Regions from separate parts of the Homo sapiens genome. Here region 1 is linked to region 2. The links are chromatin loops, found by intact Hi-C in ENCODE. Cell type or tissue: A673. All regions are shown on one strand. Links, peaks and the distances in the headings refer to the core of each region. The heading gives the core; the rest is flanking DNA. Region 1 has its middle 280 kb from the start of TMCO5A. Region 2 has its middle 220 kb from the start of TMCO5A.

Region 1 (16,950 bases), core at 5,720-13,719, 60 kb before region 2:
AGAAGAAAGGAAGATGTGGGAAAGTTTGGAACTTCCTAGAGACTTGTTGAATGGCTTTGACCAAAATGCTGATAGCGATATGGACAATGAATTCACGCTCCAGTGGTCTCAGATGGAGATGACGAACTTTTTGGGAACTGGAATAAAGTTCTTGCTATGCTTTAGCAAAAGACGGGTAGCATCAGCATTTTGCCCCTGTCCTAGAGATCCATGGAACCTCAGACTTGACAGAGATTAATTCAGACATCTGGCAGAAGAAATTTCTAAGCAGCAAAGCATTCAAGATGTGACTTGGGGGCTCTTAAAAGCATTGAGTTTCATGTATTCACAAAGGGATGGTTTGGAATTGGAACTTATGTTCAAAAGGGAACCAGAGCATAAAAGTTTGGAAAATTTGCAGGCTGACAATGTGATAGAAAAGAAAAACCCATTTCTGAGGAGAAATTCAAGCTGGCTGCAGAAATTTGCATAAGTAACAAGGATTCAAATATTAATTGTCAAGACAATGGGGAACATGTCTCCAGGATATGTCAGAAGTCTTTACAGCAGTCCCTCCCATTGCAGGCCTAGAAGCCTAGGGGAGAAAGTGGTATCATAAGCCAGGTTCAGGACCTTGCTGCTTTGTGCAATCTTGGGACTTGGTGCTCTACGTCCCAACAGTGGCTAGAAGGAGCCAATATAGAGCTCAGGCCATTGCTTCAGAGGGTGCAAGCCTCAAGCATTGGTGGTTTACACATTGTGTTGGGCTGTGGGTTCGCAGAGGTCAAGATCTGAGGTTTGGAAACTGCTGCCTAGATTTCAGAGGATATATGAAAATACCTGGATGTCCAGCAGAAGTTTGCTGCAGGGCAGGGCCCTCACACAGGACCTCTGCTAGGGCAGTGCAGAAGGGAAATGTGGGGTCAGATCCCCCACACAGAGTTCTCAATGGAGCACTGCCTAGTAGAGTTGTGAGAAGAGGGCCACCATCCTTCAGGCCCCAGAATGCTAGATCTATTAACAGCATGTACCATGTGCCTGGAAAAGCCACAGGCACTCAATGCCAGCCTGTGAAAGCAGCCAGGAGGGAGGCTCTACTCTGCAAACCACAGGGTGGAGGTGCCCAAGGCCATGGGAGCCCACCTCTTGCATCAGCATGACCTGGATGTGAGACATGGAGTCAAAGGTGATCATTTTGGAGCTTTGCCCCACTGGATTTCTGACTTGCATGGTGCCTATAGCCTGTTTGTTTGGGCCAATTTCTCCTATTTGGAATGGGTGTATTTAACCAATGCCTGTACCCCCATTGTATCTAGGAAGTAACTAACTTGCTTTTAATTTTACAGGCTCATAGGTGGAAGGGACTTACCTTGTCTCAGAGGAGACTTTGGACCTGGACTTTTGGGGTAATGCTGGAATAAATTAAGACTTTGGAAGGCTGTTGGGAAGACATGATTGGTTTTGAAATGTGAAAGGGACATGAGATGAGATTTGGGAGGGGCCAGGGACAGAATGATATTGTTAGGCTCTGTTTCCCCACCCAAATCTCATCTTGAATCCCCATAATCCCCACATGTCTAGGCAGAAGCAGAGGTAATTATATCATGGGGCAGTTTCCCCCATGCTGTTCTCATGATAGTGAGTCCTCATGAAATCTGATGGTTTTATAAGGGGCTCTTCCCCCTTTGCTCAGCACTTCTCCTTCCTGCTGCCTTGTGAAGAAGGTGCCTTGCTTCCCCTTCACCTTCCATCATGATTGTGAGTTTCCTGAGGCCTCCCCAGCCATGCTGAACTGTAAGTCAATTAAACCTCTTTATTTTATGAATTACCCAGTCTCAGGCAGTTCTTTATAGCAGTGTGAAAATGGACTAATACAATACCTAACTCTACCCCAAATCACCTTCCAAAAACACCCTGTATTTACACTTTTATGTATAAAATATAACAGAGACTGGTGACACTACAGTCAGAGAGGCAGACCAGTAATCCAGATAGCCAAGTGTTCCACGAGAGATGAGGAATACCTGTGTACTGTTAGTAAACTCTTGGACCACTGCATAGAATGGGCACTATCATTCGTTCACTCAGTCATCTGACACAAGCTGCTATAAGCATAACAGGCCAATTAACAGGGATTCTCATATTCAAAGATGATCAGAAAAATTTTTGAATGACAAATATTCAATATTCCTAACTATTTGAGAAAAATTAACACCATGAATGAGAAAAGAAGGATGTCAAAGCAAAATGAAATAAAAAATAAACTAAGATAAGTAACATTTAAAAACCCTCAAAAAGACAATAGGGCAAACAATGTCCATTGGGCATAACCATCTTTAATAATCTTAGAAAAATTCAAGACTATATTCACAAATAATAAAAATTAACCAACAGATAATTTTAAAACAAGATTTTATTACAAAAAATCTTAAACATATTCAACTAAAGAAAGTATAATATAATCAACGCCCCTACATGTACCTCTCACATACCTTCAATAATTAGCATCTCATAGCTTATTATATTTTATCATTACCCCCACTTACCCTTCCACTTCCACCCTGGGCTATTTTAATTAAATCCCAGATATGATGCCACTTAACCCATAAATATTTGGGGACAATTTTTATTAATTAAAATTTTAATTAGCAAAATAAAAAAGTATAGTCGGGCTTAATTATTAAGTAGACATAGCCAAAGATAAATCTAGTGAACTGAGTGATAGAACTAAGAAATTCTCCAGAAATGGAGTGTAACAAGATAAAGAGACCATGGAATTATATTTAAAAAAGACTGAGACAAGGATTTATATAAAAGTAATTTATTAAGGACCACCTCCCCATGAAAAAGAAAACTTGTATGCAAGAAAGAAAACAGAAAAGAAAAAGTCAAGCAAAATTGTGATTTCAAATGATGTCTAGCCTCAATCTATTTTATGGAGCATTCTGAAAGGCAAATTTCCCTAGAGAGTTTGTCTCACCTTGAGGCAAAGGATCTGGGCTTTTATATCCCTACCTTGATTAGTCATTGACTACCGGTCATCTCCCAAGCAAAGCATCTCCAAGTGCCCAAGGAAAGCTCTCCAAAGAAAGTCAGAGGTGTAAACTTTTGGCAGTAATGCAGACAGCATTTGGAGAATATTCTCAAAAGTGATAATTGGGAACTGAGTGGAGCATCAACAGCACCAGCTACTGATGGAAAATATAATTAAAAAGTACGTGACATGGAGAATAGATACAGAACTTTCAGTATCTTCCCATAGAAATCACAGAAAGATAGAAGAATATAGTAGAAAATAAACAAGGAAATTATAAAAGATAGTTTCCCAAATAAAAATTATAAAAGATAATTTTTTAAAAGGTAAAATTATTCATGTTGAAAAAAATTCACCAATTGCCAAACAAAAGTAATGTGAAAATATGCATAATTGGAAATTACTTTTCCAAAACCTTACAATAGCATAGAAAGAAAATTCTAAACATTTCCAGGGGAAATTAGTCTAGCTACTATGGTGAAGATAAGTTTTACAATTGATGCTCAGACTATGACACCAACAAGGAAAGTCATCCAAAGCTTTGAATGAGCAGAATCAATTATAGATTTACTAGTATGTATCCTAGTGAGTTAGATGTGCCTTGATGAGTTAAATAATGCTCAAGCTATACACCATTTATGTCTCATACAGAAGGAAAATGTGTATAGGATGGCAACTACCAGATATTTGGTTGGTTCCACAGACTTTCATATTTAATACTCACTTCTTGCAGATGTATCTAGGTTCTACTGGAATTTGGCCAAGAGACATGCCTGACCATACCCTTAAAGGCAGGCCCACTGACCTCAGTCCTATTGCAGATCCTGAAGTGTGCCAGTAAGTTGGCTATAGACTCTTTTGACCACAGTCAATGAGCAGTCTTGCCTTCCCAGAGACCTGGCAGCAGATATACCCATCTGTGTCCCTGGAGGCAGGCTTGAAGATCTTGATTCAACTCGGATCCTGAAGTAGCTCTGGTAACTCCATTTTAGCTCCTCTTATCTGTGGCCCAGGAACAGTCCTACCCACCCAAGGACCCTCCAGGTGACATGCCTATCCATGCTCTGGAATCTAGATCTGCCAACCTCAAATCAACTCTAGATCCTGAGAAAGCCCTGTGACCCAGCTGCAACTGCACTCAGCCACAGTCTCAGGGCAGTCCTACCCATCCAGAGACCCATACAGTGACCTGACAGAAACCCTTATAAAGACCCAGCAGGAATCACACCCATCTACACACTTGGTAAAAGGTCTGCTATATGTGGATCCAATTGTGGACCTGAAAGCAGACCCTTGTACTAGTGCCAGCCCTATTGACCAAGGTCTTAGAGGCAATATCCTTCGCCCAGGAACCAGACAGGATCCATGCTCACTTGAAACTCTGGTAATAGGCCGTTCAACCATAGACCCCAGTAAAAAAAAAAAAGTAGCAGCAACCACATAACCTGGCTCCAACCCCAGTTGACTGTAATCCCAGAGGCAATCCATCAACCCAGGGACTTCCAGCAGAGGGTCTTTACTGCTGAAACTGGTTTTTAAAGATTGGAAGAGGTGTTTGCTCCTTCAAATGCACAAGCACTGATGTAAATCTACACGAATCATGAAGAATCACACAAACACAACATACCCAAAGGAAACTAATAGAGTTCCAATAACCAATCCAATAACCAGCTCCAATCTCCAATTTGTAGAAATTGAGTCTATAAATTACCTGACAAAGAATTCAGAATAATCATCTTAAAGAAGTTCAATGAAATATAAGAGAATACAAATAAACAACTATATATAATCAGGAAAAGAGCATAAACAAGATAAGAAGTTCAATAAAAAATAAAAACCACAAAAAAGAGCAAAACAAAAATCCAGAAGTTAAAGAATACAGTGGCAGAACAAAAAAAAATGCAATTGAGAGCTTCAACAGCGGACTCCATTGTACAGAGAAAAGAATCAGTGAACTTGAATACCAGTCTTTAAAAATAGCCAGACATAGGCACAAAAAAGAAAAGGAATGAGAGAAAAAGAACAAAGAAAGTATAGGGGACCTATGGGATGCCATCAAATGAACAAATATATGCATTATGAGAGTTCCCAAAAAGAAGAGAGAGAAAACAGAGAAATAATTTTAGTTAAAGCATATTTCTTGATTTAAAAAAATAGGGTGCTGTGGCTCACACCTGTAATCCCAGCACTTTGGGAGGCTGAGGTGGGCAGATCACTTGAGGTCAGGAGTTTGAGACCAACCTGGCCAACATGGTGAAACCCTGTCTCTACTAAAAATACAAAAATTAGCTACTCAGGAGGCTGAGGTAGGAGAATTGCTTAAACTCAGGAGGCGGAAGTTGCAGTGAGCTGAGATTGCACCACTGTACCCCAGCCTGGGCAACAGAGTGAGACTCCATCTTAAAAAAAATAAGAAATAAGGGTTTAAAACCTCCCAAAACTTGAGAAGGATATAAGGCATGCAAATTCCTGAAGACTCCAACCAAGGTGAGCCCAAAGTAAATACCTGAGACACATTATTATCAAATTATCAAAAGTCAAAGACAAAGAGAGTTTTGAAAGCAGCAAGAGAAAAGTAACTTGTAACACACAAGGGAACTCTATGAGGCTACTAACAAATTGCAGGCCAAGAGAAAGTGGTGTAATATATTCAAAGTACCAAAAGAAAGATCTGCCATTCAAGAATATTATACTCTTATAAGGTACTCTTCATAAATGATGGAGAGATAAAGATATTCCCAGACAAATAAAAGCTGAAGAAGTTAATCACCATTAGCTATGCCTTACATATGATAAAGAGAATTTGTCACATTGAAATGAAAGGATAGTAAATAACAACATGAAAACATGAATGTATAATAGCCACAGGTAAAGGTAAATGTATAGTCAAATTGGAATGCTCTGATACTGTAATGGTGGTGCACAAATTACTTTTACTTCTAGTATAAATGTTATAAAAGTATTAAAAATAACTATAGCTACAATAATTTGTTAATAATATAGAACATAAAAATATGTAAAGTGTAACATCAATAGCATAAAATGTGAGGGAGGAGAGAAGTAAAAGTGTAGAGTTTTTCTGTGTGACTAAGTTAAGTTGTTATCAGCTTAAAATAAAGTATTATAACTATAAGACGCTTATATAAGCCTCATGGTAACTATAAAGAAAAAAATCGCTAGTAGATACACAAAAGATAAAGAGAAGAAGAATTAAAGCATGCCACTATTAAGCAAATGAACATGAAAATTACAAGCCCCATGTCCTCAGGAGATAGGAGGGGATAAGGGGAAAACCCTGGCAAGGTCCTGAAGTACAGGTAACCAGATCCATCTCCATCCTTGTGGCAATCAAAAGCAATAATCCTGTACTTACTTTAAGGACTTATAATTATGACTTTATTTTTTTAATGACAGGTCAGATGTGGGATAGGAGGCATGACTAGCTTCCTGCTCAGACAGACAGAGCAACATGTGAAGGCTCATATCATGAATTTTGCTCCAATAACTACTGCAGGAATATACCAGGAAAGCTGAGAGAATTCACAGACCCTTTGAAGGAACTGAATCACAGCTGGAGGCTCCCTGAGATAATAAAAAACTATGAGTCTGCTTGTTTTCTTAATGCAGGAGGCTCATGGTCTGGGGCAAGTTCTCAGCCCTGGTCACTGGCTGCCTGGAAATAGTCTCAGTGCTTTGTGGAGTAGGGGCACAATGGGAGTAAGATCAGCCTTTAGGACTGTGAGCTGCATGGGAGCAGGGTGAGGCCTGTAACTGCTGGATTTCCCCCACTTCCCCTGGTGACCTCTATTACTCGGCTGAGGCAGCCATAATCTCTCTGTGAATATAACTCTATTGGTCTTGGAGCCACACCCCCATCCTCCACAACAGCCATAGCAAGCCCTGCTCAAGGAGGGGCTGAGCTCAGACATGCTTATCCTTGCCCCACCTGGTGGTCTTTCTCTACCTACCTCGGTAGCTGAAGACAGGTCATGATCTCTTGGGACCTCTATGGCCCTGCCCACTGCCTGAGAAACTTGAATACTTAACCAACCAGGTGTCCCTATGGCAAGTTTGCATCCTCCCTGTAGGATTGCACCTGATGCATTCTTGAAAGCACCACCTCCTGGCTGGAGGCCAACCAGCACACTAAACAAAAACACAACTGAAGACCCTCACAGAGTTCACTTCACTCCCCTGCTAACCCTGCTGTAGCAGGTGCTGGTATCCACAGCTGCAAGACCTGAAGACAGATCACATCCGAGGACTCTTTGCAGATACTCCCCAGTACCAGCCCAGAGTCTGGTAGCTCTGCTGGGTGGCTAGACCCAGAACAGCAAAAACATTCACTACAGTTCGGCTCTCAGCTTCCTGAGATTCCCACATTACTAGGGAAAGGGGAAGAACACCACATAAAAGGAGGACCCTAAGGGACAAAATAACCTGAAAGGCAGTCCTTGATTCCCAGATCTTCCTTCTGACATAGTCTACCCAAATGAGAAGGAACCAGAACAAAATTCTGGTAATACGATAAAATGAGGTTATTTAACATCCCTGAAAAGATCATACCAACTCATTAGCAACTAATCCAAAACAAGAATAAAGCTCTGAAGTGACAGAAAAAGAAGTTAGAAGGCTGATTATTAAGCTAATCAACGAGGAACCAGAGAAAGGTGAGGTCCCACTTAAAGAAATAAAAAACATGATACAGCATATGAAAGAAAAATTATTCAGTAAAATAGATAGCTTAAATAAAAAACAATCACACCTTCAGGAAATAAAGGATACACTTAGAGAAATGCAAAATGCATTGGAAAGCTTCAGTGATAGAACTGAACAAAAAGAAGAAAGAAACTCAGAGCTCAAAGACAGGGCTTTTGAATTAACCCTATCTGTCAAAGAAAAAAGAATTTTAAAAAAATGAACAAAGCCTCGAAGAAATTTGGAATTATGTTTAATGTCCAAGCCTAAGAATAATTGGTATTCCTGAGGAAGAAGAGAAATCTAAAAGTTTGGGAAACATATTTGAGGGAATAATTGAGGAGACAACTTCCCTGGCCCTGCTAGAGATCCAGGCATCCAAATACAAAAAGCTCAAAGAATACCTGGGAAATTTATCGCAAAAAGATCATTACCTAGGCACGTAGTCACCAGGTTATCTAAAGTCAAGACAAAGGAAAGAATCTTAACAGCTGTGAGGCAAAAGCATCAGGCAACGTATAAAGGAAAACCTATCAGATTAACAGCAGATTTTTCAGCAGAAACCCTACAACCTAGAATAAATTGAGGTCCTATTTTTAACCTCCTTAAAAAACAATTATCAGCCAAGAATTTTTTATCCAGTGAAACTAAGCTCCATAGATCAAAAGATACAGTCTTTTCCAGACAAATGCTGAGAGAGTTTGCCACTACCAAGCTAGCACTACAATAACTGTTAAAAGGAGCTCTAAATCTTAAAGCAAATCTTTGAAATATACCAAAATAGAACCTCCTTAAAGCATAAATCTCACAGGACCTATGTAACAATAACACTATGAGGAAAAAACACAAGGTAGTCAGGCAACAAATAGCATGATGAATAGAATAGTACATGACATCTCAATTTTAACATTGAATGTAAATGACTTAAATGCTTCACTTAAAGACACAGGATGGAAGAATGGGTAAGAATTCACCCACCAAGTTTCTCCTATATTCAGGAGACTCACCTAACATGTAAGGACTCATATAAGCTTAAGGAAAAACTATGGGAAAAGATGTTCCATGCAAACGGACACCAAAAGCAAGCATAAGAAGCTATTCTTACATTAAACAAAACAAACTTTAAAGCAACAGCAGTTAAAAAAGCTAAAGAGGGGCATTATATAATCATAAAAGGACTAGTTCATTATAAAAAGATCACAATCCTAAATACAATAGAAATGATCAACAAAAGTAAGAGTTGGCTTCCTGAAAAGATAAATAAATGGACAAACCTTCAGCTAGACAAATGAAAAAAATAAGAGAGAGCGAGAGAACTCAAATAAATAAAATAATAAATGAAAGATAAGACATTACAGTTGATACCACAGAAATACAAAGGATCATAAGAGATCACTATGAACAATTATACACCAACAAATTGCATCACCTATAAGAAAGGAATAAATTTCTAGAAACATACAACCTACAAAGACTGAATTATGAAGAAACAGAAAATCTGAACATAACAATAATGAGTATGAAGATTGAATCTATAATACAAAGTTTCCTGTTAAAGAAGAGCCCAGGACAAGATGGCTTTACTGGTAAATTTTACTAAGCATTGAAAACAAATTAATGCCATTCTTTCTCAAACTCTTCCAAAAAATTGAAGATGAAAGAATACTTTGAAACCTATTTTATGAGGTCAGCATTACTCTAATATTAAAGCCCAATAAAGACACTACAAGAAAAGAAAATTACTGGCAAATATTCCTGATGAACATAGGTGCAAAAATCCTCAACAAGATATTGGCAAACCAAATTCAACAACACATTAAAAGGATCGTACACCATGAACAAATAGGCTTTGTCTCTTGAATGCAAAGATGGTTTGACAGAAATCAATAAATATGATAGTCCACATTATCAAAGTGGAGGATAAAAATCACATGATCATTTCAATAGCTGCACAAAATGTATTTGAAAAAAATTAATATCCTTTTGATAAAAACTCAATAAATTCAGTACAGAAGGAATCTACCTCAACATACTAAAGGCCATGTATGACAACCCTACAGCTAACATCATACTAAATAAGGAAAAACTAAAAAGTGTTTCCTCTAAAATCGGAAACTAGACAAGAGTTCCTGCTTCCACCACTTCTATTCAACAGAGTACTGTTCTACACAGAGCAATTAAGCAAGAGGAAAAAACGTATCCAAATCAGAAAGGAAAAAGTTAAATTGTCGTTATTTATAGATGATATGATCTATATATAGAAAACTCTAAATAATCCTCTAAAAAATTTTAGGATTAATAAATTAGTTCAGTAAAGTAGCAGAAAGCTAATCAACAAACAATAATCACCTGTGTTTCTTACACAAACAATTAAGTGTTTGAAAAAGAAATTGAAACATTCCCATTTACAATAGCAACAATTAAATACTTAGAAATAAATTTAATCAGGGAGTTGAAAGATCTGTACATCAAAAACTATAAGACGTTGAGAAAGAAATTGAAGAAAACACAAATGAATAAAAAGATAGTCCACGTTTATGGATTGGAAATATTGATAAAATGTCCATACTATTCAAAGCAATCTACAGATTCACTGTAGCCCCTATCAATATTTCAATGGCATATTTCATACAAATAGAAAAAAAAAATCCTAAAATTCATATAAAACCACAAAAGGCCTCAAGTAGCCAAAGCAATTTTCAGAAAGAAGGAAAAACCTGGAGACATCACACTTCCTGATTTAAAACTATGCTACAAAGCTATAGTAATCAAAACAGTATGGCAGTGGTGTAAAAGCAGACACATAGGCCGGACATGGTGGCTTACATCTGTAATCCCAGCACTTTGGGAGGCTGAGGCAGGCAGATCACTTGAGGTCAGGAGTTTGAGACCAGCTTGACCAAAACAGTAAAACCCTGTCTCTACTAAAGGTGGATTACGCATAGACCAATGGAATAAAATAGAGAGCCTAGATATGAATCCTGGTATATACAGTCAAGTAGTCTTTAACAGGGGCATCAAGATTACACCTTGTAGAAGGGACAATCTCCTCAATAAATGGGAAAATTGGATATCTACATTGCAAAGATATGACATTGGACTCTTATCATGCACTATATACAAAACCTAACTTAATATGGATTAAAGATTTAAATGTAAGATCTGAAACCATAAAACTCCTAGAAGAAGACACTGTGGAAAATCTTATTGACATTGACCCAGGCAAAGATTTTTTGGATATAACACCAAAAGCATAGGAAACAAAAGCAAAAACTAAACAATTGGGGCTACATCAAACTAAAAAGTTTCTGCACAGCAAAGGAAACCAAAAATAAAATGAAAAGGCCACCTGTGGAATGGGAGAAAATATTTGCGAATCATATGCTATTGTCTGAATGTGCCCTTTAAAGTTGATGTGTTGGAAATTTGATCCCCAATGTGGAAGTGCTGGAAGGTGAGGCTTTTAAGAGATGTTGAGGTAATGAGGGCTGTACCCTCATGAATGCGTTAATGCTGTTATTGAGGAGTGGGTTCTTTATAAAAGCACAAGTTCATCCCACTTTTGTCTCTTTCTTGTCCTCTCTTTGTCTTTCTGCCATGTGATGCCTTCCACCATGTTATGATGCAGCACAAAGGGCCTAACAGATGCAGGTACCTTGATGTTGAACTTCTCAGCCCTCAAAACTGTAAGTCCATACATTCCTGTTCATTATAAATTACCCAGTTGGTGGTATTTTGTAATAGGAACACAAAACAGACTAAAACATCATATGATAAAAGGTTAATATCTAAAATACGTAAGAAACTCATACAACTCAATAGCAAACAAACAAACAAACAAAAAACAGATAGCCCAAGTAAAACATGGGCAAATGACCTAAATAGACATTTTCCCAAAAAAGGTATACAAATGACAAGTATATAAAAAGATGCTCAACATCACCAATCATCAGGAAAATGCAAATGCAAATGAAAACCATAATGAAATATCACCTCCTGCCTATTAGAATGGCTTTTATCAAAAAGATGAAAGATAATAAGTGTTGATGAGATTGTAGAGAAAAGGAAACCCTTGTACATTATTGCTAGAAATGTAAATTGGTACAGCCTTATGGAAAACAGTACGAATTTCCTAAAATAATTAATAATAGAACTACCACCTGATCTAACAGTCTCATTGCTTGGTATATCTCCAACAAATATGAAATCAGTATCTTGAAGAGATATCTGCACTATCATGCTTATTGCAGTATTATTAATAATAGCCAAAATATTGAAACAACCTCAGTGTCTGTTGACAGATGAATGGATAAAGAAAATGTGAAGGGAGGGGTTGTGTGTCTACACATATACACCCACACACAATGGAATATTATACAGCCATAAGGAGAAAAAAATCCTGCCATCTGCAAGAACACAGATGAACCTGGAAGACATTATGCTAAGTGAAATAACCCAGACACAGAAAGCCAAATACTTTATACTATCACTTTTATGTGAAATTTAAAAAACTTGATCTCACAGAAACAGAGATTAGAATGGTGGATGCCAGGGAATGTGGCGTGGAGGAAATAGGGAGACAACAGTCAAGGTATACAAACTTTCAGTGATAAGATGAATGAGTTCTGATGATCTAATGTATAGCATGGTGTATATAGCTAATAATATTGTATCATATACTTTAAATTTGTTAAGAAAATAAATCTTAAGTGTTTGTACCACACACAAAAATGATAATGATGTGAGGTAATGATGTGTTAATTAACTTGGTTGTGATAATCATCTTACAACGTATACACATAGCAAACCATTATGTTGTACACCTTAGAGAGATACAATTTTTATTTATAAATTATACCTCAATAAAACTAGAAAAATAAATAAAGATAGTTTGGAAGCATGTAAACGTTCAGAAAATGAAGATATGAGATAGAAGAAAGAGTCTGAAATATAATAGTTAAGACTAAATAAATATTCTAAATAGTTAAGACTAAATAAATACAAATATAAAATTTATCAATTTTAAAATGTAATAGTCTAATTCCAGATGATTGTATTAAGAGAGTTAGCTGTGGTGGAGTTGGGGAAGCAAAAAGGAGGGAAATGGACGTATATAACATTTATGTCTTCGGGGGAAGCTATATACATTTGTTCTATTTAGACTTTAATAGAAAAACGTAAGTGTAAAAGTATGGTTCAGGATGTAAGAATAACCATTATAAAAAAATAGAGAAAATATGATTGCCAACCAACAAGAAGGAAGAAATAAAATAATGAATTCAATCAATCCCCTAAAAAAATAGCAAAGGAAAAAAACCAAAAAAGTACAAATAGAAAACAAAATAATTATCAGGATAAATATATATATATAATTATCCAATATAAATATGACTACCATATACTCATTAAAAGAAACTGTACACAGAAAAATAGCATATTACGTAAAAAGCTTGAAAAACTGTATCAGAGGAATTTCACATTGATAAAATATACACTCTACCAAGGACAATCTAAAAATATAGTGTTGAATTATATAAAGGGAAAAAATTGAGATTCAAGAAGACATATGGCAAATCCACAGTTCTGTGGGATGTATACCTCATTAGCAATCAAGAAATGAAATAGATCAAAAGTTGGTAAGCATCAGAGGGTGAAGGTTTTCTTCCTTCCCATTCTCCTTTTTGCTTATCTTCTTGCCCCTTTCCAAATTTTTGGATGAAATCCTTGATTAGATATAAAGATAGAGCTACAGATAGAGATGTACACAGAGAGAGAATATATAGACTATATTAGCATAATTATGCATTAAAATTATGTTGTAAGAACTAGTTAATATTATAAAAAGAAATATTTCTTTACATTGCAGATATTTCATTCTAAAGCATGTACTTAATAGAATTTTAAGATATAATAACCCCTCTGTACTCCCCAGATGGTGCTTAGATTTTGGGGACAGGAATAAAAGAATATCTAGGGGGTTATGAACAAAGAAAGAGGAAGCGGGATCTAAAAGAAAAGAACTCCCGGCCGGGTGTGGTGGCTCACGCCTGTAATCCCAGCACTTTGGGAGGCCGAGGTGGGCGGATCACGAGGTCAGGAGATCGAGACCATCCTGGCTAACACGCTGAAACCCCGTCTCTACTAAAAAATACAAAAAATTAGCCGGGCGCGGTGGCGGGCACCTGTAGTCCCAGCTACTCGGGAGGCTGAGGCAGGAGAATGGCGTGAACCCAGGAAGCGGAGCTTGCAGTGAGCCGAGATTGCGCCACTGCAGTCCGCAGTCCGGCCTGGGCGACAGAGCGAGACTCCGTCTCAAAAAAAAAAAAAAAAAAATTAGTCAGGCATGGTGGCGGGCACCTGTAGTCCCAGCTACTCGGGAGGCTGAGGCAGGAGAATGGCGTGAACCCAGGAGGCAGAGCTTGCAGTGAGCCAAGAGAAAAGAACTCCCAGCTAGCCATTTACAATGGGATTTTTTTTTTTTTTTTTTTTGAGATGGAGTCTCGCTCTGTCACCCAGGCTGGAGTGCAATGGCACGATCTCGGCTCACTGCAACCTCCGCCTCCTGGGTTCAAGCGATTCTCCTGCCTCAGCCTCCTGAGCAGCTGGGACTACAGGCACCCACCACCACGCCCAGCTAATTTTTGTATTTTTAGTAGAGACAGGGTTTCACCATATTGGTCAGGCTGCTGACCTCGTGATCCACCAGAGTCGGCCTCCCAGACTGCTGGGATTAGAGGCGTGAGCCACTGCGCCAGGCCTATTTTTTTTTTTTTTTTTTTTTTTGCTATTTAATAAAGCTTAACTTGTTGGTTGCAGGGGGGTGTTGCTTTTTATTTTTATTCTAACTTTCATTTTACGTTTACAGGTACACGTGCAGGCTTGTTACACAGGTAAACTCGTGTCATGGGTGTTTGGAGTACAGATTATTCTGTCACCCAGGTATAAGCATAGTACACAATAGTCATTTTAAAAAAGCCTTTCCTTCCTCCCACCTTCCACCCTCTAGTAGGCCCGAGTGTTTGTTGTTCCCCTCTTTGTGTCCATATGTTCTCATTATTTAGCTCCCACTTATAAGTGAGAACATGCAGTATCTGGTTTTCTGTTCTAGCATTGGTTTGTTAAAGATAATGGCCTCCAGCTCCATCCATGTTGCTGCAAAGGACATGATGTCATTCTTTCTTATGGCTGCATAAGATTCCATTATGTATATGTATCACATTTTCTTTATCCAGTCTACCATTTATGGACATTTAGATTGATTCCATGTGTTTGTTATTGTGAATAGTGCTACAATAAGTATATGTGTGCATGTGTCCTCATGGTAGAATAATTTATATTCCTTTGGGTTTATACCCAATATTGGGACTGCTGGGTCAAATGGTAATTCTACTTTTAGTTCCTTCAGGAATGACTACACTGCTTTCCACAATGGCTGAACTAATTTGCACTCCCATCAGCAGTGTATAGGAATTCCCTTTTCTCCACAACCTTGTCAGCATCTGTTTTTTTTTTTTTTTTTTTGAGACAGAATTTTGCTCTGTCACCGATGCTGGACTGCAGTGGTGTGATCTCAGCTCACTGCAACCTCCACCTCCCAGATTCAAGCAATTGTCCTGCCTCAGCCTCCTGAATAGCTCGGACTACAGGCGTAAGCCACCATGCCTGGCCAATTTTTGTATTTTTAGTAGAGACGGGGTTTCACCATGTTGGCCAGGATGGTCTTGATCTCCTGACCTCGTGATCCCCAAAGTGCTGGGATTACAGGCGTGAGCCGCCACACCCGGCCTGCCAGCATTTGTTATTGTTTGATGTTTTAAATAACAGCCATTTTGACTGTGTAAGATGGCATCTAATTATGTTTTTGACTTGCATTTCTCTAATGATTAATGATGTTGATCATTTTTTCATATGTGTGTTGGCTGCATGTATATATTGTTTTGAAAAGTGTCTGTTCATGTCCTTTGCCCACTTTTGAATGGTTTTTTTTTTTTTTTGCTTGTAATGTAAGTTCCTTATAGATTCTGAATATTAGTTCTTTGTCAGAAGCATAGTTTGCAAATACGTTCTCCTTTTCTGTAGGTTGTCTGTTTACTCTGTTGGTAGTTTCTTTTGCTGTCAGAACTCTTTGGTTTAATTAGGTCTCATTTGTCAATTTTTGCTTTTGTTGGAATTGCTTTTGGCATCTTTGAAATCTTTGCCAGTTCCTATATCCAGAATGATTTTTCCTAGGTTATATTCCAGGGTTTTCATACTTTTGGGTTTTACATTTAAGTCTTTAATCCAACTTGAGTTGTTTTTTTTAATATAGTGTAAAGAAGGGTCCCAGTTTCAATCTTCTGCATATGGCTAACCAGTTATCCCAGCATTATTTATTAAATACAGAATCCTTTCCCACTAGTTGTTTTTGTAAGCTGTGTCAAAGATCAGATAGTTGGAGGTGTGCAGCATTATTTCTGGGCTCTCTATTCTCCTCCATTGTTCTATGTGTCTGTTTTTGTTCCAGTAGCATACTGTTTTGGTTACTGCAGCCCTGTAGTGTAATTTGAAGTCAGGTAACATGATGTCTCCAGCTTCATTCTTTTTGTGTAGGATTGTCCTGGCTATTTGGGCTTTTATTTGTTTCCGTATGAATTTTGGAATGATTTTTTTTCTAGTTCTGTACAGAATAATATTGAAAGTTTGATAGGAATAGCATTTAATCTGTAATAATCTTTGGGCAGGTAGTGTGGCCATTTTAATAATATTAATTACCTCTTATCCATGAGCATAAAATGTTTTCCATTTGTTTGTGGTCATCTTTGATTTCTTTGAGCAGTGTTTTGTGATTCTCTGGGTAGAGATCTTTCACCTCCATGGTAAGCTGTATTTGTAGTTATTTTATTCTTTCTGAGGCAACTGTGAATGGGATTCTGTTTCTGATTTGGCTTTTGGCTTAGATATTGTTGGTAGAAATGCTACTCATTTTTGTACATGGATTTTGTATCCTGAAACTTTGCTGAAGTTGTTTATTACCTTAAGGAGCTTTTGTGCAGAGACTACAGAGTTTTCTAGACATAGAAGCTTACCATCTGCAAACAGGAATAGTTTGACTTCCTCTCTTTCTATTTGGATGTTCTTTATTATTTTTTTCTTGCCTGAGTTCTCTGGCCAGAACTTCCAAAACTATGTTGAATAGAAGTGAGGAGAAAGAGCATCCTTGTCTTGGGGCCTATTTCCAGCTTTTTCCCATTCACTATGCT
Region 2 (16,950 bases), core at 3,653-11,652:
TGCTCCTTCTCCCCTTGAAATCCATCTAATATGTTTACACTGTTAATTACATTTCTTATGGGGGAAAAAGGATTTGGAGTATTTCCTTGTTTTGTTTGTTTGTTAAATAAAATTTTGCCTTCCTCCTTCCTTCCCCTTTTCATGGCCTCTGAAATAATAAGACTTACTAAACTGAGAATTAGAGAGCCCTTGTTATGGGTTGAATTATATTCCCCCTGCCCCCATTTGTATGTTGAAGTTCTAACATCTAGTACCTCAGAATATGACCTGATTTGGAGATAGGACATTTACCGAATAATCACATTAAAATGAGCTCATTAGGTGAGCCCTCATCCGTAATGACTGGTGCCCCAATAAAAAGGAGAAATCTGGGGACAGACATGCACCAAAGAAGAACTCCATGTGAAATCCAGAGCAGAGATGGGGTGATATGTCTACAAGTCAACGAACAGCAGAGTGTCAGCAAACCACCAGAAGCCAAGAAGGCATGGAACAGATTCTTCCTCACAGCCCTCAAAAGGAACCAACCTTGATGACACCTTGATCTCAGACTTCTTGCCTTTAGAACTGTGAGACAATAAATTTCTGTTATTAAACCACCCAGTTTGTGGTACTTCATTACCGCAGCCCTAGCAAACTAATACAGCTCCCAAATGGGTTCTCCTTCCTATCTCCTTAGAGTAGTGAACTTGGGGAAATAAGTACTAGATTAGGCATCTAGAGTTCTGTGTTCTGAATCCAGTTTCATCAGAGACTAACTACAAAAACTTGGATGTATCACCTGATTATTCCAGGTCTCAGTTTCTTTGTCTGAAAGATAATGGTACCATCCAACTAAAAAATTCTGAAGTGCAAAAACTGGCACAGATTTCTTTCAAGAGAGCATTAGTAGGCTCAATTGTGTTTTATCTGTTATACAGAAATACAAGCTTACAAAACAAAGAATTCATGAATGAATGCACATATTGCAAGCTAGTTTCTTTATATTAAAGCTAAATTCAAAACAATTTTTTTACTGATGAAGATTCTAAGTATAATGTTATTTATTAAAATTTAATTTACATGTATCTTTTCCAAGTATCTGTTACAGGGAGTGAAATATGCTTATGGTAGTAAAATTTATTCCCATTACTTTAAAGTCAATACTTGTGCTATAGAACTAGTAATAATGTATTTATTCCCAAAGAATTTCCTATTAAATTCTTTGTCCATGGTTTCCCAGATGAATGGTGCTGGGTAATTTTAGGAAAAAAAAAAGTGACAGGGGAAATGGTTTCCCTGAAAAAGTTTCCCCATGTCCAGTCATCTTTAGCATATATGCCAATTTAATTCTTGTTTTAGTCTAAAAATAATTATAATCTAAGCTCAAGGGCATTGAGTCAGTACTGACCCAGATATTCTGGGCCATCTTCAAGATGGCTGGAAGTGGGCCACGACCTTTAACTGCTCTAGAGGTTAAATGATTAACAGAAGGATATCTAACTTACTGTAATGAAGCTGTCACTGAAATGACCAGAAGGAGGAAATTTCTCATCTCCAGTCTTACAGCATCATTTTCTAAGTAGGCATACCTATATGTGGAATGGAGGGACTCATTATTTTCTTTACAAGCTTGAAAACCAGCCTCCACTTTCAAGAAGCAGAAACTTCACTCGGTGTGTGGAACTTTCTTTCCTTTTGAAAACTCAGGTCTCTCCTTCAAGAAATAATAACAGACATCTTCTTATGTATGTAATTATCTGATTAAAGTGAACTGGAACCACTTTTTGTCATAACTGCACATTAATTATAACTTCTTTCAAAGAAAAAAAATCTAAAAATTTAGCTGAGTAAAACTATGAAATGGCTTCTAAATGTGGAGGCAAATAAAGTCTTGCCTGCTTTCAAGTTGTAAGTGACTTGTGGGCTAAGGGCTGAATGTATTTAGTTCAGGTAACCACTTCAGCTTGACTGATACAGTTGTTGTTTCAGTGCTTGGCCAAATAGCCTTTTATGTTGCAATCAAGTAATAGATACGAGATTGACAAGTAACAAAGAAAAAGAGCTTTCAGTCAACATGGACTAAAATCCATTATTGTGGTGTGTACACTGTTCAGGGGACCTGTAAACACATCTTCATTGATCCCACAGAAAGATAGAAATATCTCCCCTTGTATGGCTCAATCAAGGCCTGTTTCACAAAGGTAAAGTGCAAACAATATTGAAAAAGCAGAAAGAGACTGACAGTATAGTCAAACAGTAAATAATGGTTGGGCTCAGGAAACCTATCTATAACATTTCAAATTCCTGTCAGCTCAAATGAAATGTATAACCTCTCTATTGCAAACTCAGAAAGATCAGAACATGGGGGACTGTACATTCCCCTTATTGTCATCCCCCTTTTACCAACTGACCAAATCAATAAGAAAAAAAAATCTCATTTTACAGTTTTGCATTTTCATGGGTATCTCAGTGGATAAGACTCTGAAAAAGATCTCATCTGTGAAGGTCAATAATTCATTCCTCCCTACCCCCAGCCCCCACATTTAGGATCTGCTGCCATTTATGTGAATGAATTTTGTTAATTATAAAATAGAAAAAAAATTATCATGCTGTGTGAGTAGAACTGGGTTTTCCTGCCAATTTGAAATTTTATTAGAAATGCCTACTACATCAATTCCAAACTTCCACTTTCATTTATGTTTAAATACTTGTAATTAGGAGAAGCTATTTGGGAGCTGCAGACACCAATAAATAGTTTGTATGGCTTTCTAAAAAGGTTGGCAGGATGGTCTGAAGCTCAGCAGAGTTTATAAACAGATTCATCTGTTATGTAAATCTCCATCCATAATAATTATTTATCCATTATGGCTAATCAGCATTCCAAGAAGAGGAAAAGTGGAAACAATCAGTAATGTCTTAAAAAAATGCTCTTATTCTTAAAAAAATGCTCTTATACCTGAAGATTCCTTAAATTTAGCCATCAATTGACTAGACATATAATCATTTGTTCCTCTTTTTAAAAAATCTCTGAAAGAAATCAGTACTGCACATTTAAAACAATGTTCTTATATAGATACAGAAGAGTCAAATAAGAAACAAATTGGATCACCCTTTTATACCACTAACTATCCTGCATCCCTCTTTTCCTCCTTTCCTTCCAAAACATAAGATTCCAAAGAAAACAAAGACTCATTTAGCTCAGAATGAGTATTGGTTATGTCTACATGCAGAAAGCAGACCTGACAGGATATGTTCTATGCCTGTGATTCTTGTGTAGGGAGTGTTAATGAGGTGCTAACACAGCTCATGGCATAGTCTTTTGATGTTGGTTTATAATCTGTGTCCCAAGTAAATATTCAGCATACGGCATGCACAATTCTATCTTCAGGACCCCAGGAAGAAGCTTATTAGAAGAAACTAAACCCAGTCAGGAGTAAACTGAATCCTCACGCCCATGCTCCACACCCTATCCCACATTGCAGGGAAGGTTTGAGGAGCTGATGTTCCTTTAATAAACAAGATGATTATTGATCTCCTATTATGTGTTAAACTCCATGCCACCTGTGGTTAGCCTGTGTTGGAAAACACCAGCAAGTACCACTTGCACAAATTAAAGTTCCTTTCTGGAATATGGAATAAATAATTTTCTTCCAAGCCTTGAAAGAATAAAAAGGAATATGCACATTCCAAAATTTACATACACTCAGCTGAAATTTGTGATAAAATTGTAAAATAAATATTGTATTTATTACATATAACATATTTATTATATATTTTCTTCTTATTCCCTGAGTTTTGTTTTCTTTCTTTTTGAGAACTCAGGTCTTTCCTTCAAGTAATAACTGATCTCTCTCTCTCTGTGTATGTGTGTGTGTGTGTGAGTGTGTATATACATATATATATATATATATATATATATATATATATATATATAATTATTTTATCAAAGTAAGACTGGAATCCCTGAATTCATTTCCTTGACTTCATTTTCTGCTAGATAAACACTTTCCCAGCCTCTATTTTCTGCAACTATTTGACTCTAACTTTAAAAATATAACTATCCTCCAAGTCCCAGTGAAAAATGCATTCTCTCCATAGTCTCTTTCCTAATTCTTCATCCAGAAATGCTCTCTTCTTCATTGGATGACCCATCACAACCTATACATACCATACCTGTCACTGAACAACTGTATTTTGGCCCATGACTCATCTTCTCTACATAAAAGGAGCTTTGTTTTATATTTTTTTTTTGTATGCCTATACCCATAGCACTTAATAAGCTACCTTAAACATAGTAGTCATACAGAAACACCTACTGATATGATCTGGATCTGTGTCCTCACCCAAATCTCATGTTCAATTTTAATCCTCACTGTTGGAGGTAGGGCCTGGTGAGAGGAGATTGAATCACAGGGTGGTTTCTCATGGTTTAACACAAACCCCCTTGGTGCTGTCATCACGACAGTGAGTTCTCACAAGATCTGGTTGTTAAAATGTGTGTGGCACCTCCCCCAGCTCTCTCATATAAGAGAGAGCTGCCCCATCTTCCCCATTTCTGCCATATAAGATGCCTGATTCCACTTTGCCTTTTGCCCTAGGTAAAAACTCCCTAAGGATTTCCCAGAAGCAGAAGGCACCATGTTTCCTGCACAGCCTGTGGAACCATGAGCCAATTAAACCTCCTTTCTTATAAATGACCCAGTCTCAGGTATTTCTTTATAGCAATAAAAGAACAGCCTCATACAGAAATTTGGTACCAAGTAGTGGGGCACCAGAAGTGGGGTATTGCTATAAAGATACCTGAAAATGCGAAGTGGCTTTGGAACTGCATAATGGACGGAGATTGGAAGAGTTTGAAGGGCTCAGAATAAGACAGAAAGATGAGGAAAAATTTTGAACTTCCTAGAGACTTGTTGAATGATTGCAACCCACATTTTGATACTGATAGGGACAGGGAAGTCAAGGCTGATGAGGTCTCAGATGAAAATAAGAAACTTTTGGGGAACTGGAGCAAAGGGCACTTTTGTTATGCCCTAGCAAAGAGCCAGGCTGCATTTTACTCCTGCTCTAGGGATCTGTGGAACTTTGAACTTGAGAGATGATTTAGGGTATCTGGCAGAAGAAATTCCTAAGCAGCAAAGTGTTCAAGATGTTGCCTGGCTGTTTCTAACAGCCTATTCTCATATGCATGAGCAAAGAAAATATCTGAAATGGGAACTTATATTTAAAAGAAAAGCAGAGCATAAAAGTTTGGAAAATTTGCAGCCTAGCCATGTGATAGAAAAGAAAAGCCCATTTGCAGTGGAGAAATTCAAACCAGCTATAGAAATTTGCATAAGTAAAAAGGAGCGAAGTGCTAATAGCCAAGACAGTGAAGAAAAAGCCTTACAGTTATCTCGAAATCTTTGTGGCAGTCCCTCCCATCACAGGCCTGGAGGCCTGGGAGGGAAGAACGGTTTCATGGGCCAGGCCCAGGGCCCCACTGCCCTGCACAGCCTCACAATGCCACTCTCTACATCCTGGCCACTCCAGCTCTAGCAATGGCTCAAAGGGGTCCAGGTACAGTTCTGGCTGCTGCTTCAGAGGCTGCAGGCTAGAGAAGTCTTAGTGGCTTCCACATCATATTAAGCTTGCAGATCCACAGAATGCAGGTACTGAGGCTTGGGAGCCTCCCCTGAAATTTCAGAAGATATACAGGAAAACCTGAATGTCCAGGCAGAAGCCTGCTGCAGAAACAGAGCCCTCACAGAGAACCTCTGCTAGGGAAGTGTGTAGGGGAAATTTGAGGTTGAAGCCCTCACACAGAGTCCCCACTAGGGCACTGCCTAGTGGAGCTGTGAGAAGAGGTCCAACAGACTCCAGAACCTAGAATGGTAGATCCACCAGTAGCTCACACCCTCCGCATGGAAAAGCTGCAGGCACTCAATGCCAGCCCTTGAGAGAAGCTGCAGGGGCTGAACCCTGCAAAGCCACAGGGGAAAAGCTACCCAAGGCCTTGGGAGCCTACCCTTCACACCAGTGTGCCCTGGATGTGAGACACAGAGTCAAAGGAGATTATTTTAGAGCTTTAAGATTTAATGACTGCCCTGCTGGGCTTCAGACTTGTGTGGGGCCTGTAGTCCCTTTCTTTTGACTGATTTATCTCTTTGGGAATGGGAGTACTTATTCCATGCCTATATTCCCATTGTATCTTGGAAATAACTAACTTTTTATTTTTTGATTTTACAGGTTCATAGGCAGAAGGGACTTGCCTTGTCTCAGGTGAGACTTGGGACTCTAGACTTTTTAGTTAATGCTGGAATGAGTTAAGGCTTTGGGGGACTGTTGGAAATGGGTGACTGTATTTTGAATGTGAAAAAAAATGACATTTGTGGGACCAATGTCCCACAATGGTGGAATAATATGGTTTGGATCTGTGTCCTCACCCAAATCTTATGTTCAACTCTAATCCTCAATATTGGAGGTGGGGCCTGGTTGGAGGTGATTGGATCATGGGGGCGGTTTCTCATGATTTAATACAATTGCCCTTGGTGCTGTCATCACCATAGTGAGTTCTAATGAGATCTGATTGTTAATAAGTGTGTGGCACCTCCTCCCACCTTGGTCCTGTTCCGGCCATGTAAGATGCCTGCTCCTGCTTTGACTTCCACCATAAGTAAAAGCTCCCTGAGGCCGCCCCAGAAGTAGATGCTTCCATGCTTTCTCTACAGCTTGTGGAACCATAAGCCAATTAAACTTCTTTTCTTTATAAATTACCCAGTCTCAGGTATTTCTTTATAGCAATGCAAGAACGGCCTAACACACCAACAGAACTGAATCATGCATGTATAAATTAAATGCTAGACCAAAATAAAGAACTCCTCAATTTTAATTAAAGCTCCAAAGGGTTAGCTAAGAAAGAAGGGGATTTTTCTTAAAGGTTACATCAAAAATAGTAGTTCTACAAATAGAAAATAATTTCAAAATCACCCTGATTTGTTCTCAGGCTTTCTAGCCAAATTTTAATTCTGAATGCTCTAATTCGGAAAGAAACTAAGTTGAACTCTGAAGCTTAAAATTATCCAATGTCAATCACTTGTGATGGGTTTTATCACGGATAAAATATAAATAACTCTTTATTGGAATAATATTTATTGCTTATACCTGTGTTTGTCTCATGGTTGAGAATCCAGCTCCATTAAAACTGGTCCTGGAGAATGAGATTAGTTTAATTTCCAAGTGGGCTAAATGTTCTTTATATCAAAGAGAGTAGGAATCCAGTAGCCAGAGACTGTTCGAAGTCCCCATATATAAATCCTATTGTGTCACTTTTCTCCTCCCTGCATCCTAAATGAATCTCTTGACCAAATACTCTCTCATTTTTCTCTTACATTCCAACTCATGAGCCTTGAACAGCATTCCAGGTCTGAAACACCAAGCTACTTGCTTCCCCTCAATTTAAAACTATTTTAAAGTCCATGTTTAAGAAGCTTATTTCAATGAACTAGGCCCAACCACTAAAGATGATTTATGGCACCTATTTCCTGGACTAGTAATACTTAAGATCTAAGAATAAAAAGGATATAAAGAGGTAATAGGTTGGCTCACTCTTTCCAGTACATAGTAAAGCAGAGCAGGGACAAGCACTGCTCTGTCATTCCGAGGACAGGGTATTTTGGTGTCATCCTGATGTTTCACTTAGAGATTTAGCTTCTCAGAGCAATGTTAAATTAATAAAGACCAAATTCAAAGAATAATGGCTTAGACATTTTTTTTGGCTTCTTCAGGTTTTTTCTTTTCCTTCTCAAACCTCCGTGCCTTAGTCATGCAGAGAAACAACCGAAAATAATATAAAACTTTGGCATTCATGTATTCTGCATTCAAGGTTTCAGAACAACCCCAAAGACCCATGACATGTAGAAATGTATAACTTTGCTAGAGTAGAGTGTAGGAATGAACCTTTGACTAGTGAGTAGGTCTTCCAGTCCTCTCAGCAGCTTCCATCTTCTTTATATAGCTTGTTGTCTACTCTTGTTATTCTGTAAGAATTTATGGAACATATTTTATCCTATGTTCCTGAGTGTGAATTTGAGAAATTAATCTATTACAAATTAGGTGTTCATTTCTTATTTGCATGTATAACAAATACTGAAATCTGCTATAATTTATCATCTGAGTGGAGATGACTGGTAGCCCTAAGCACCAGGATGACATATGTTTTAGTTTCCCTTATTTTCTTGGGATAGAATGTCATGAGCAACACTCTCCATCTTTTCTCCTATCTACTTCTGTGTCCGCAAACATCCTCTTAGGCACAACATCCCAGCTGTAAGCCCATTCCAGACAGTTGAAGCCTTACCTCTTCTCAGTTCCTACCAGCTTATTTTCCCTACAGTTAGTAGCTACTTCCAGTATTTCTCATACTATATTAACTTAATGATCTGTCTCTTGAAAACTTTTGGAATGACAGTATAGACTTTCAGCTTCTAAACAAAATGGAGTAACACAGAGTAACAGGGACCGGATTTACCCTCTCACCCGAAAAACAATACTAGTAAACAAAATACATGAAACAACGATTTTCACACGTTGGACATCGGGCAGCACAGGACAAAGAAGCAAATAAATAAAGAGCATTAAGATTTCCCATGTTTATTACTTGGAATAAATTTCTAGGCCAAGGCAGTGAGTGAGAAACCTGAACCACATAAAACCTCATGTATTGAGGAGACAGAGCTGAGAGTGTAGGAAGTCCAACGTAGCTGGAGTAATCACGGCAGAGTACCAGGGAGACAAAAGCTGCACAGAGAGCGTTTCAAATGTGCATAAGGTTTCCCTCAAGTCTTCAGCTGTGTACTGACTAGTGCATGATATGAAGGAACTAATTAACCAAGACTAGAAGAAGATCACCCAAAAAGAAACTGAGGGAGCAATCCCCAGAGCTCACACACAAGGCTACTGACTCAGTAGTAGGACAAAAGTAGCTATAGATTAAAGGCTGTTCTGGTTAGGCCTTGAAAAGCTTGACAGCAAGCCTCAAAAAAATTTATTTTTAGTAATTTAACTGCAATAACAAAGCTTATAACTATTTCTAGATATATAAAAATGTCTAGGGCCCAACAATGTAAAACTTACAATATCTGGCATTCAGTCAAAGTTTACCAGGCAAGCAAAGAAACAAGAAAACATAACCCATAATCAGCTCATCAAAATCTGTCCAGAAGTGTCTCAGATGTCAAAATTAGTAGACAATGACATTAAAAGGGTTTTTATAACTCATTTCATATTTTTAGAAAGGTATAGAAAAGGATGAACACTTAAAGGAGACACATAGAAGAGCAAAATCAAACTTTTGGAGATGAAAATAATATCTGAAATTCGAAGCAAAAAATATAGTGAAAGGAATCAACAATAGTTTAGACAACGCAGAAGAAAACAATTTAGTAAACTTAATGTATCAGAGTAAAAACTATGTAAAAGAACACACAGAGAAAAAAAATAGAACTGAAAACAAATTGAAGAGAGCATGAGTGAGCTATGGAACAATGTGGAGAATCCTAACATACATGTAATTTTAATCACTGAAGGAAATGCCAGGAAGTTGTTCTTCCTGTTTGAAGAAAGAATGACCAAAATCTTTTTCTAGCCGGTTTTAAGATTTTTTTCTTTATCACAGATTTTAATAAATTTGATTATATCAAAACTCACACTAAATACAAGTCAAGGTCTGAGGACAAATGTCTAGAGCAGTCGAGAGAGTGACATAATGTTGAGCTCTCCAAGACCACATAGGGCATATCAAATTTCAGAATGGCCAGCCCCTGGCCAGAGCAAGAATCGCCTTCCTTACTCTAGCCCTTCCATTAGGAACTTCCAGCACTACTCCAGCATCCTTGGGTATGGTTGTAATAAAACATTATTGTTAAGGAGGTTTAATCCCAGTGTTGCATACATTCTGAATAAGCTGAAGTCTTGAAGGACATTTAAGAACGCTTGAGTGTTTTCTTTTCCATCTTTCTGTTTTTAGTTTTTTAATTTTACTTTAAGTTCTGGGATACATGTGCAGAATGTGCAGGTTTGTTACCTAGGTATACATGTGCCATGGTGGTTTGCTGCAACTGTCAACACATCATCTAGGTTTTAAGCCCCGCATGCATTAGCTATTTGTTCTAATGCTCTCCCCCTCCCCTTCCACCCCACCCCCTAACAGGCCCCAGTGTGTGTTGTTCCTCCCTGTGTCCATGTGTTCTCATTATTCAACTCCCACTTATGAGTGAGAACATGAGGTGTTTGGTTTTCTGTTCCTGTGTTAGTATGCCGAGAATGATGGCTTTCAGCTTCATCCATGCCCTGCAAAAGACATGATCTCATCTCATTCTTTTTTTTTTTAGACTTGAGTCTTTATTTTCTAAATTCTTCCAGGTAAACTAGGTTTGCATACTGCTTAAATTAGTACATTAAATACATTTAAAATGATGTTCCAATAAGGTCCAATGTTGTAAAATTATCAGAATTACAATCAAGAGGCAAATATATCAGTGAATTTTAAAACATCAAGATTAGCATTAGTGTATGACTTGGTTGGGGGAAATCTGCTTAAATGCCAATACCTGAGTGTATTTAGACTAACAGGTGAATACATTTAGGTGCACTCCAGCCACAGCGTCCTCCTCATCATTCCTGAAGCATCTCATGCATGCTCCTACGCAAGTACCTTGCATGTGCCACCGTCTCTGCCTGGGTCATTTGTTCCCTTACTTCATTCACGTGAGACTCACTTCACTCTTCATTTTAAGAGAAAACCCTTCAAATGTCATGTCTCTTCCCAACCACCAAATAGTACCCTAATGTCACTCTATGTGCACTTACCAAGTTCTATGCATGTTCCTTGCACTTATTTGTACCTGACATTATGTCATATATGCAGTTGTTTGTTACTCTAGAGCAGGGATTACTAAACTAAGGCCCACAAGCCAAATCCAGAATTATGCAACAGAGACTGCATGTGGCTTTTGAAGGCTAAGATATTTATTGTCTGATCCTTTCAGAAAGTGTTTGCCAATCCCTACACTAGAGTATGAATTCCACAGAGCAGGTATTTGTCTGCTTTGTTTCCTGTAGTAGACTGAATTATTTCTGCCCAAAATCTATATGTTGAAGTCTTAACCACACTATAGCTCAGAATGTGACTGTATTTGATCGGATCTTCAAAGAGTTAAGATAAAGTCATAGGATTGGCCCTAATCCAATATGGTGTTCGTATAAGAAGAGAAAATTTGGACACAAACACACACAGAAGGAAGACCATGTGAAGACACAGGGAGAAGACAATCATCTATAGGCCAGAGTGAGGTCTCAGAGGAAACCAACACTGCACAAAGGAAACACACATCCTTTATTTTTGAATCGATAAATTTAGTTAAAATTAGGAATCATTTTTTCTCCAAAATAACATGATTTTTCAACTGAATTTAACCATTTTTTTCCCACGGAAAATCATTTTAGAATGGTAGACAATGCCTGCTTTATAAAGCAGGTGAGTTCTTATGACTCCTGAATTATTGTTGGTAGACTGCTTTAGAGGAAACACATTTTATTTCAATTCATCATTATCACATTACTCTAAAATACATATGAGCTGCCAATTTACAAAAATAACTAATTTTTTCTCACTTTCTAGTAAAGATGGGGAAAAAAGCTATTAAGAGATAAGAATCTAAGTCTGTTTACATTCCATGGATTTAAATAAGTTGAAATAGATTCAAGTATAATTATAGCACATAATATTTCTATAATATCAGAACATAATTTTATGACAAGAGTACACAGCAAACTATAGTTTTGTGCATTGTATTCTAGTACCAACATTACTCCTGAAGTTCACAAAATTCCCAGGCTCATCAATAACCACAAAACTCTATGTGTGAGCTCCAAGCAGTGTCAGTTTGTTCTTGTAATCGCTACACAGCTAGAGAAATGCATAGTGAAAAGATCAGAGCTTCAAAACTAATCTGATGAATAGTTATGGAAACAATAATATGAAAGTATTTTTAAAAGAGCATTTAAAATTGTTTTAATTAAAAAAAATGTGCTGCAAAGCACACAAGTAGGGAAAACTTACTCATTAAAGCTCAACTTAGTTAAAAGGAAGAGATGATTCAATTCTAAAATTGAGCCATTTGGGGTACCCAAAAGTGAAAGCACCATTCAACTGTGGCTTTTAATCAATCTCTGCTCCTCTTAAACTCTATAGAAGTATTTAAGAACCTAACACTTCAAACACTCACAATAATCCAGCTAGACTGGATTTTTCAAGGGCAAGCACTGTGGCTTTTGTTTTCCTGTCTAGTATTTATCTTACTACCGTCTCCTCAAGCACAGAGCTGGGCACCAAGTATACATTCAGTAGATGGATGTCAGTTGCTCACGTTACTCTCTAACCTCAGGGAGACCTCTAGCATCTTTCTCTCTGCAACTATCAGCCATCTCCTGCCTTTACTTCTCTCTCTTTAAACTTTGGGCCCACGGTCTACTGCTTTGGCGACTCCCTTGCCATCTTCCTCAAATCTTCTGCCTCACTGATGGTCGTTCCACTTGCCTAAAAAAGCTCCAAACCTGAGTCAGTTGAAACATCGCCACCCTGGCCTCCATTGAGACTACGCGATGCAGCTAGCAGAAAGCACAGCCAAACACCTGATGCCAATACTAACATTGGCTTTTCAACCTCAGCTGCACCCTCGCTGCTGCCTGCCTGCCACAGTCCTTCATCAGCTTTCTCTCAGTTATGCACAGACTATTTCAAACGTTTTCCACTCCCCTAAAACTAGTCTCACCACGGATCTCCTCTTTCAGCCAAAGACCTCACCTCATACAGGAAACAGAAGTCCTTGAACTTTCTTTCACAAGCCTACATATGTGTCTGTGCCTCTCCCTATCATTCCTTTGTTTCTTTCTGGAACAATGAAAGAAGAGGCTGTCCCTTCACCTAATCTCTGGAGCTCATCACTTTCAGTCTTCTCAGAGACATGGCTCAGTTGATGATTCCTTCTTTATCACTTCTGTCTTCAGCCTCTGCCTCTCTGGGGGTTCCTCGCTGTCAGCACTTTAAACATGCTCAAGTCTCTCTAGATTTAGAAATCACTGTCCCCTATTCCCCACATCACTTTGTGGTTACCTTCCTGCACTTCATTGTCCCAGCAAATTTCTTGAAAGCATTGTTACATGTGCTGATTTTACCTCCTATGTGCACTTCCTCAGCCCACCATACCATGAAAACTTCTTTTCCCAAGTTAACCAAGTTTGTGACTATCTTGCAATTAATTCTCTGGACATTTTGGTCCGTATCTATGTGACTTCTTGGCAGCATGTGGCACTGTTGACTGCTATTATCCTTCATGAAATCTTCAACTTGACTTCTGTGACATTGATCTCCTCAGTTTTCTTCCTCTTGCCATTCTGACTGGTACTCTTCAGTCAAGCCCTTCTTCCCCTGACCATGGTGTTTTTCAAGTTTTTATTTGTATTGGTTTCTTAAGGCTGCCATAACAAAGTACCACAAATCAGGTGTGTTAAAACAACAGAATTTTTTTCTCCCTCATTTCTGAAGACTGGAAGTCTAAAATCAAGTTTTCAGCCATGCCAGGCTCTGTCTGATGGCTCTGGAGGAAGATTCTTCCTTGCCTCTTCCTAGCTCCTCGTATCTTAGGTGCATCATTCTCATCTCTGCCTCCATAACCATCTCACCACATTTCTATCACTCTTTTGATAGAGTCCAAACCCCTCAGCATGAATTTCATGTTCTCTCATGGTCAAGCCTCTGAATTTCCTACCTTCAGTTCTCATGCTCTATGCTTCCGCCGTATTGAACTTCTTCCAGTTCTTCCAAGTTCCCATGTTTTCTCTCATTTCTTGCCCTCTCCACTGGTTATTCTCTCTGCCTGAGATATTTGTCATTTCTCTTTTCATCTGGCCATCTCACACTCATTCTCCTTGTCTCAGTTAGATGTCACTTATTCAGACAGTCTTTCCTGAACCTGAGATTGAATTATGTACTTCTCCAATGACTGTTCATAGCACACTCTACTTCCCCGTGATCACCCTTACCATAACCCTTTAACCATTTGTACTATACTGCACTATAAAACCCTTCATGATGCTTAGTACATTTAACTGAAGCCCTCAGCACTGTGCCTGGCAAATAGTGCATGTAGAATAAGTATTTATAACATGAAAAATGACATACATACTACATACAAGCTTCTGGGAAAATGAGTTGAGTTCAGAATACTGTATTCGTAGACTAACGTAGATATCCTTAAAACTAAGTTACAAAATTTCTTATGAATCATTGAGTAAAAACAAATATAGAAAAATAGATGCTTGGCATCCTTTAGCTCCCCTAACTTAACTCCTGCAGAATACTTATTGATTAAATTGAAATGTTAGAATAAAAAAGAATATCAAAGATATTTTCATAGCCCGAAACAAAAGTTTATTCTAATATAAATGATTCTTAAATATGAAAAGAAGATGTCTTTTATGTAGAGTCCAGCCTAATTCGAAAGCAATAGATAGATAAACTGAAGGAGAAATTTCGTAACTTCATATTTTTCTCACCGTCATTTTTATTCTAATCCTTTTAACTAAGAAATACATCCTCCCTGCTTTTTCATATCCCTTGACCCAATTGCAACATCCATTTAGTCTAAGTAGGAGACACTAAGCCAAAACATGGCAACCATTTTCAAGTAATTGAATTTTGTCTTCCAGAAGAAAGAACATATACCTCAGAGATATTGTGGGCTCAATTCCAGACAACCAAAATGAAGTAAATATGATAAGAAAGCAAGTCACACAAAATTTTTTGTTTCCCAGTGCATATAAAAGTTATGTTTACAGTATAGTCTATTAAGTGTGCAATAGCATTATGTCTAAAATCAACATACATACCTTAATTTAAAAATATTGTATTGCTAAAAATATGCTAACAATAATCTAAGCCTTCAGCAAGTCTTAGATTAACCTTTTTGCTGATGGTGGGTCTTGCCTTGATGTTAATGGCTGCTCACTGATCAAGGTAGTGGTCGCTGAAGGTCAGGGTGGTTGTGGCAATTTCTTAAAAGAAGACAATAAGACAACAATGAAGTTGGCCACATAGATTGACTTTTCCTTTCATGAACCATTTTTCTGTAGCATGCCATGCTGTTTAGTAGCATTTTACCCACAGTAGAACTTCTTTCAAAATGAGAGTTAATCCTCTGAAACCCTGCCACTGCTTTATCAACTAGGTTTACGGAATATTCTAAATCCTTTGTTGTCATTTCAACAATGTTCATAGCATCTTCACCAGGAGTAGATTCCATCTCAAGAAACCACTTTCTTGGCTCATCTATAAGAAGCAACTCTTCACCCATTCAAATTTTAACATGAGAGTGGAGGAATTCAATCACATTTTCAGGCTCCACTTCCAATTCTAGTTCTCTTGCTATTCCTACCACATCTGTAGTTACTTCCTCCACTGAAATCTTGAACTCCTCAAAGTCATTCATGAGAGTTGAAATCAACTTCTTTCAAATTCCAGTTTGGTGATGTTATTTTGACCTCTTCCCCCGAATCATAATTTTTTTTTTTTTTCTGAGATGGAGTCTTGCTCTGCTGCCCAGGCTGGAGTACAGTGGCATGATCTTGGCTCACTGCAACCTCTGCCTCCCAGGTTCAAGCAATTCTCCTGCCTCAGCCTCCCAGGTAGTTGGGATTACAGGCACACAGCACCACGCCCAGCTAATTTTTGTATTTTTAATAGAGATGGGGTTTCACCATTTTGGCCAGGCTGGTCTCGAACTCCTGACCTCGTGATCCACCTGCCTCGGCCTCCCAAAGTGCTGGGATTACAGGCATGAGCCACCACGCCTGGCCTGAATGTTTTTAATAGCATCTAGAATGGTGAATTTTTTCAAGACTGTTCTCAGTTTAGTTTGCCCAGATCCATCAGATAAGAGGAATCACTATCATAGCTACAAGTGTTACAAAATATATTTCTTAAATAAGACATGAAAGTCAAAATTACTCCCTGATTCATAGGCTGCAGAATGGATTTTTTGTTAGCAGACATGAAAATAACATTCATCTCTTAATACCTCTCCATCAGAGCTCTTGAGTGACTAGGTGCATTGTCAATGAGCTGAGCAGTAATATTTGGAAGACAATCTTTTAAAAATATTCAGTAAACCATGCTGTAAACAAATTTACTCTCATCCAGGCTTTGTTGTTTCATTTGTAGAAAACAGGCAGAGTAGATTTAATGCAATTCTTAAGGGCCTTAGGATCTTCAGAATAATAAATGAGTATTGGCTTCAACTTAAATTCACCAGCTACATTCCCCTCTAATGTGAGAGTCAGCCTGTCCTTTGAAGCTTTAAAGCCAGGCATTGACTTCTTCTTTCTAGCTATGAAAGCCCTGTATGACATCTTATTCCAATATAAAGCTATTTCATCTACATTGAAAAAATCTGTTGTTTATTGTAGGCACTTCATCAATGATCTCAGCTAGATCTTCTGGATAATTTGCTACAGCTTCTTCAACAGCACTTGCTGCTCCACCTTGCCCTTTTATGTTATGGAGACGGCCACTTTCTTTAAACCTCACGAACAAACCTCTGCTAGCTTCCAACTTTTCTTCTGCAGCTTCCTCACCTCTCTCAGCCTTCACAGAATTGAAGAGTTAGGGACTTGCCCTGTATTAGGCTTTGGCTTAAGGGAATGCCGTGGCTAGTTTAATCTATTCAGACCACTAAAGCTTTCTTCATATCAGCAATAAGATGGTTTTGCTTCCTTATCATTCATGTGTTCACTGGAATAGAATTTTAATTTCCTTCAAGAACTTTTCCTTTGCATTCATAACTTGGCTAACTGGTACAGGAGGCCCAGCTTTGGGCCTGTCTCAGCTTTCATTATGCCTTCCTTACTAAGCCTCCTCATTTCAGGCTTTTG

The links. A loop is a pair of places that touch in the nucleus more often than their neighbours do. Peaks named below come from ENCODE experiments on the same cell type or tissue, not always from the same donor. Only the 100,000 strongest peaks of a DNase experiment are listed, where the experiment ranks them.
Region 1: a loop joins it to region 2, with 3 times the contacts of the local background. A loop is called at or near these places in 2 of 110 quality-filtered maps.

Annotation. Positions count from the first base shown.
Region 1 is chr15:37,646,240-37,663,189 of GRCh38, forward strand. No RefSeq gene overlaps it. Among named protein-coding and RNA genes, the nearest start is that of TMCO5A, 280 kb to the right of the region's middle. In A673, for the core only: no CTCF peak of the experiment used is centred there; no DNase peak of the experiment used is centred there.
Region 2 is chr15:37,707,810-37,724,759 of GRCh38, forward strand. No RefSeq gene overlaps it. Among named protein-coding and RNA genes, the nearest start is that of TMCO5A, 220 kb to the right of the region's middle. In A673, for the core only: no CTCF peak of the experiment used is centred there; a DNase peak (open chromatin) is centred at 7,432.